Linked DNA regions of Homo sapiens: region 2 is linked to region 1. Evidence: chromatin loops called from intact Hi-C (ENCODE). Cell type or tissue: GM12878. All regions are shown on one strand.

Region 1 (2,500 bases):
GGCAACTGGATCAAGGATTGAATATATTTTGGTTTTATCCTGAATACTTATTAATTACTGTGTGTCACAAGTGCACACCGGGTTTGCAGATCCAGGAGGTTGTATAGAGTCACCTAGTTTTAAGAGGTCAAAGAAAGAAGCTGTCCAGAAATCAGGAAAACAAAACTATGTTTTAGGGTAGCTTCAAATCAGATGGTATTGATTATTTTTCAACTTCTATAGTATTTCTATTTTATTATAAGACTGTTGGCCGGGCACAGTGTTTCACACCTGTAATCCCAGCACTCTGGGGGGCCGAGGTGGGTGGATCACCTGAGGTCGGGAGTTCTCCATGATCAACATGGAGAAACCTCGTCTCTACTAAAAATACAAAATTAGCCAAGTGTGGTGGTGGATGCCTGCAATCCCAGCTACTCAGGAGGCTGAGGCAGGAGAATTACTTGAATCTGGGAGGCGGAGGTTGCGGTGAGCCGAGATTGTGTCGTTGCACTCCAGCCTGGGCAACAGAGCAAAACTCTGTCTCAAAAAAAAAAAAAAAAAAAAAAAATAGATTGTAAGGGTGAGGGTGAAAGGAGGAAAGCAGACAGCAGATACATTTATGGCCTGAATTATATGGTCATCATTGTATGAAATAATAATACAATAATAACAATTCATGACAATAACTAGTATTTATTCACTACTTCTTTGTGTTTGTATCATCACATCATTTAATTCTTACTAAAAGTCTATGAGAATTTTACAATAGGAACCACACTTTCCAGTTGAGGAAACTGAGGCCTTGAAAAGTTGATTGATGTCCCCAGATTAGACAGGAGTATTAGTAGTCTAACTTTAAAATTGTGTGTTTTATGAAGCTCTGCTATCTCCCTACCGAAACAAAATAGTGCAGGTAGCTAGAACGTGCCTGGAATCATTAAGAGACAGATACTGAATTTAAGATTTTTGTTTTACCTTTATTTTCCCAAACAAATGAACAATAAAGTTAAACTTATCAATATTTCATTTTCTTTTATCAATAAAACTGTGCCCTCTAGGGTCAGCTGGTGGTAAAATTACATCTTTTTACCAATAATTTCAGTATCCTGAAAACATGAGTAATTTGCTGAGGTAACTGAATGAGTCACCAGCCAACAACGCAGTCCCACTCAGTCCATTAGATTGAACTACTTCCCATGATGAATGAACTAAAGGTCCGGGTTTGTGACTCAATAACATAAGAGAGGAAGGTTTGCCTGTTTCAGAAATGGATTCTCATGACTACACCATGCCTGGCAGTGAGCAATTGCAATTTCCTCCAGGTGAATATCTTTCCGCCCACTTTTAATGAGTGGGTTTGTTAATATCACTGTGCCTCCAACATGCTATGTATTATAATGCCAGTTGTTTCTCTCTGCTCTTGTTCCAAATGGCTTCCATAATTACTTTTGCAGATACTGTAAGATAACTTCAGGATATAAGTCAACAATAAAACTCAGAAGCTAATGAAAATGGACTTTTTCAGGAGATTATTCAGTGTGTGAAAACAAATACATTCTTTGTGTCAGCTTCAGGTACTATGAGTTATGAATCCAACACTTCTTAGTATTAGGAAATGTGCTCTCAATTACTTGTGGTTGGGAATTGTTCCTATTGCTTCTTGGGTGATGGGAACTATGAAAATAATTTTCATAGATCAGGATCACATTTCTCAGAGGAAATTAAAACAAAAAGATTGTATACTGGTAAATTTTGCATTTTATGTGAATTTAGAGATTTTAAAGAATTTTCACAATGAACCTGGGAGGAAACCAAGCAAAAACTATCATCTCCATATTTCTGGTGAGGAAACAGGTTCAAATGGGTCATATGTCTGCTGATGGTCATACAGCAATCCAGTGAAGAAATCAGCCAGTTCATCTTAATATAGTATTTTATTTCATAACCCAGTAACACATTGGGCATGCTACATCCCAAGCGCTAAATGAGATGCATGAATGAGACATTGCAATTCCTGCCTGAAGCCATATTCAAAGTTAAGATGATTAGAAAAGCAGAATTTTTCTTTTGTGAATTACTTTAGGACCAAATGATAAAACATAGCATCCTTTATATACAAGAGAAAACAGAAAGCAACTTTTCACAAACATAGTCCCAATTCTGTATAATTTGGGATGGTTCTTGAAAGTCATAAACTCAAACATCCAACCCATTGTACCAACCACTCTGGTCCAGATACAAGGAAAGTTTATTAAAACCAAAGTCAGGCCAGGCGCGGTGGATCATGCCTGTAATCCCAGCACTTTGGGAGGCCGAGGTGGGCGGATCATGAGGTCAGCAGATCGAGACCATCCTGGCTAACATGGTGAAACCCTGTCTCTACTAAAAATACAAAAAATTAGCCGGGCGTGGTGGGGGAAGCCTGTAGTCCTAGCTACTCGGGAGGCTGAGGCAGGAGAATGGCGTGAACCAAGGAGGCGGAGCTTGCAATGAGCCAAGATCGCGCCACTGCACTCCAGCC
Region 2 (2,500 bases), 420 kb before region 1:
AAAGTCTGGGTTGTCTCACAGGGCAAAGAAAGCCTGTATATAAGGTACCTTGGACCATTTTCCCTCCCATCTGCAGAAAAGACCTACCTGTTGGATATTAAAATTAAGGCTCCCTTCCAAAGGCCAGGCTGGTTCAAGAGGGTAAGAAGGTAAAGCCCTTGTGCAAAAGAAAATGAGCCACTTTTTTTTTTCAAAGTCATAGGGTCAAAGGAATCCCAGTGCTTCAGAATGCACTCCAGAGGGGTATAGGCTGAAGATAATCTCTTACCCATCTAGAAAGAGAAGTGAGAAAAAGGCATCCCTTTAGTCTCCTTCCTTTTGTTGTGACCCAGGGTGGAGAGGAAGACGATGGGCACGGCCCCCCTGCTGTTTTCCTTCCTTGGTTCCTGGGTCCCCGCACCTTGTTAGATGCAATGCCCATCGTTCCAGGTGTGACCCCCAGCCATGGAACCAGAGGAACTAAGATATTGGGATTAGTCACACTCACCCATGCAGATCTAGTCCTCTGCCTGTGATTTCCCTTTGACTTCCTAGACTTGTGTGACCCGCCTGGCTCCTCAAAAGAATGGATCTTGGGAGAGACTATGTGACAATTACATTTGGGCAACTTTTGCACTTCCTTCTTTAATGGTGGAAGTATACTGGTTTGAGGTCTGTATCCTGCTATTATAGCCAGATAATTTAGTATGCTAAATTTAAATATGATTTAGTATAGCATACTAAAGCATTTACCCTTAGAGAATGGTTCTGGTTAACTTCCAAACTTAAAATCCCCTTACTAATTAAGTACCATTCTAATTCGAGGAGGAATAGGTGCCTTAAAAGAATGGAGGGACCAAATGGCCATTTTCCTGCTATGGAACAGTATCAAGACTAAAATTTGGCTTTGGAGAATATTTTACTCCTAGTTGTTGAAGGCAGGATTTTCTGGTTTATAGAAGCAACATGAAGCCTAATTTCTAGTAGAAAGGAGCAAAAGGGGAAGATAATTGGGAAGATAGAATATTTAGGTAAAGGACTGACAATGTGCCTCATGGACAGGTTCCCTCTTCCACTAGGTGGTGCTGTTGACCTTGAAATGCCATGTACTCTCCAGACCAATGGGAGAGAGACCTTGACATGCCATGTGCTCTCCAGACCAAAGGCAAAGAGATACCTAGAAATGCCATGTGCTCTCCAGACCAACTGCAGAGAGAGACCTGGAAGTGTGATGCACTCTCCAGATCGAGGGCAGAGAGAATCTGAAAATGACTTGTGCTCTCTAGACCAAGGGCAAAGAGTGATGCTCACTGTGGTGGAGGGGACCCTCTGTAGAAAATCAGAAAGATGCCTTCCCTTCCCCAGTTACTATGCATTCCCTGATCTTGCCTAACAAGATTACTTCCCTGAACCGTAAAACTTCCCACACATTGCATACACAGAGAGGATAGACGATATGGTGGTTGCGGAAAGGAAAGGAGGAAATTATGATAGAAAAGTTGGAGATCTTGTTGCTGACACCCCATAAGGCAGTTGGAGGCTGGTGTCAGTCCAGATGTCTTTGGATAACACCGGGGGGTAGCCAGAAATCCTCAGTTGCCCCAGAACCTCTTCCAGCCTCAAGTGATGGCTGTCTTCCATGAAAGGAAGCTGATACAAATATGGCCAACATGCTCAGCAACACACGGGTACTGGGGCATTCTCTATGTTCTCCCCAGCAAGCCTGTCCCCTAAGTCTTATAAGGCTAGCATCCATGCTACTCATTTTTAAATGGCTAAAGGTGGCCCAGTATTTGGTTTGATTTGGTTTTAAAATGGAGTCCAAGAGCCCCAAAATGAAAGGACAGAGTTGGAGTTCACTCCTCTACTCACCATTTTGATGACTGTTGTAACTTGGTATCCTGGATGAGGTCCCCAATATGAAACAGCTACGTTGTCTGTGTTGTATACCTGGGGTTCGTCATCTCATGCTAGGAAAATTTAGAACACTGACACACACAAGGAGTTTAGGAGTAGAGGTTTAATAGGCAGAAGAAAGAGAAAGGAAAACAGCATTCTCTCTCTAGTAAGGGAGAGGGGACTTCCAAGAGGGAAGATCGGCTGGTGGCAGATGCACTGGATTTTATAGTCTGGCTTGAGAGGAAGCAATGTCTGATTTACACAGGACTCACAGATAGGTTCAATCAGGTATGATGTTTACATAGTGCATACAGAAGGCTGGTTGCCCCACCATAATCTTATTACACAAATGAATTCTTCCCTTGGCCAGTGCCATCTTGTCTGCTTCTTACTGTACACGTGGCTGGCAGAGAAGCAAAGATAGAGCTTCCATCTTGAACATGTCTAGTCCCTAGTTCCTGCCAGCATTCACCCATGCAAGTTCCCAGCTGGCTTGTCTACAGTTGCAGCTCGACTTTACAGGCTACTCTTTGTTAGAAAATGATTTGGGGCTGCTTTTCATTAAAAAGTAAAGTTACTGAAGTCTCCCATACCCTTACTATCTGCCTAAGTGATTTCTTCT

Evidence for each region. Hi-C counts contacts between places; a loop is a spot of excess contacts. Peaks named below come from ENCODE experiments on the same cell type or tissue, not always from the same donor. Only the 100,000 strongest peaks of a DNase experiment are listed, where the experiment ranks them.
Region 2: a loop joins it to region 1, with 2.6 times the contacts of the local background. A loop is called at or near these places in 1 of 110 quality-filtered maps.

What each region holds. Positions count from the first base shown.
Region 1 is chr10:108,357,730-108,360,229 of GRCh38, reverse strand. No RefSeq gene overlaps it. Among named protein-coding and RNA genes, the nearest start is that of LINC01435, 290 kb to the right of the region's middle. In GM12878, no CTCF peak of the experiment used is centred here; a DNase peak (open chromatin) is centred at 1,129.
Region 2 is chr10:108,782,699-108,785,198 of GRCh38, reverse strand. The region is part of intron 3 of LINC02661 (long intergenic non-protein coding RNA 2661); the gene reads right to left. Among named protein-coding and RNA genes, the nearest start is that of LINC02661, 75 kb to the right of the region's middle. In GM12878, a CTCF peak has its summit at 1,062 (motif pointing right); a DNase peak (open chromatin) is centred at 1,108.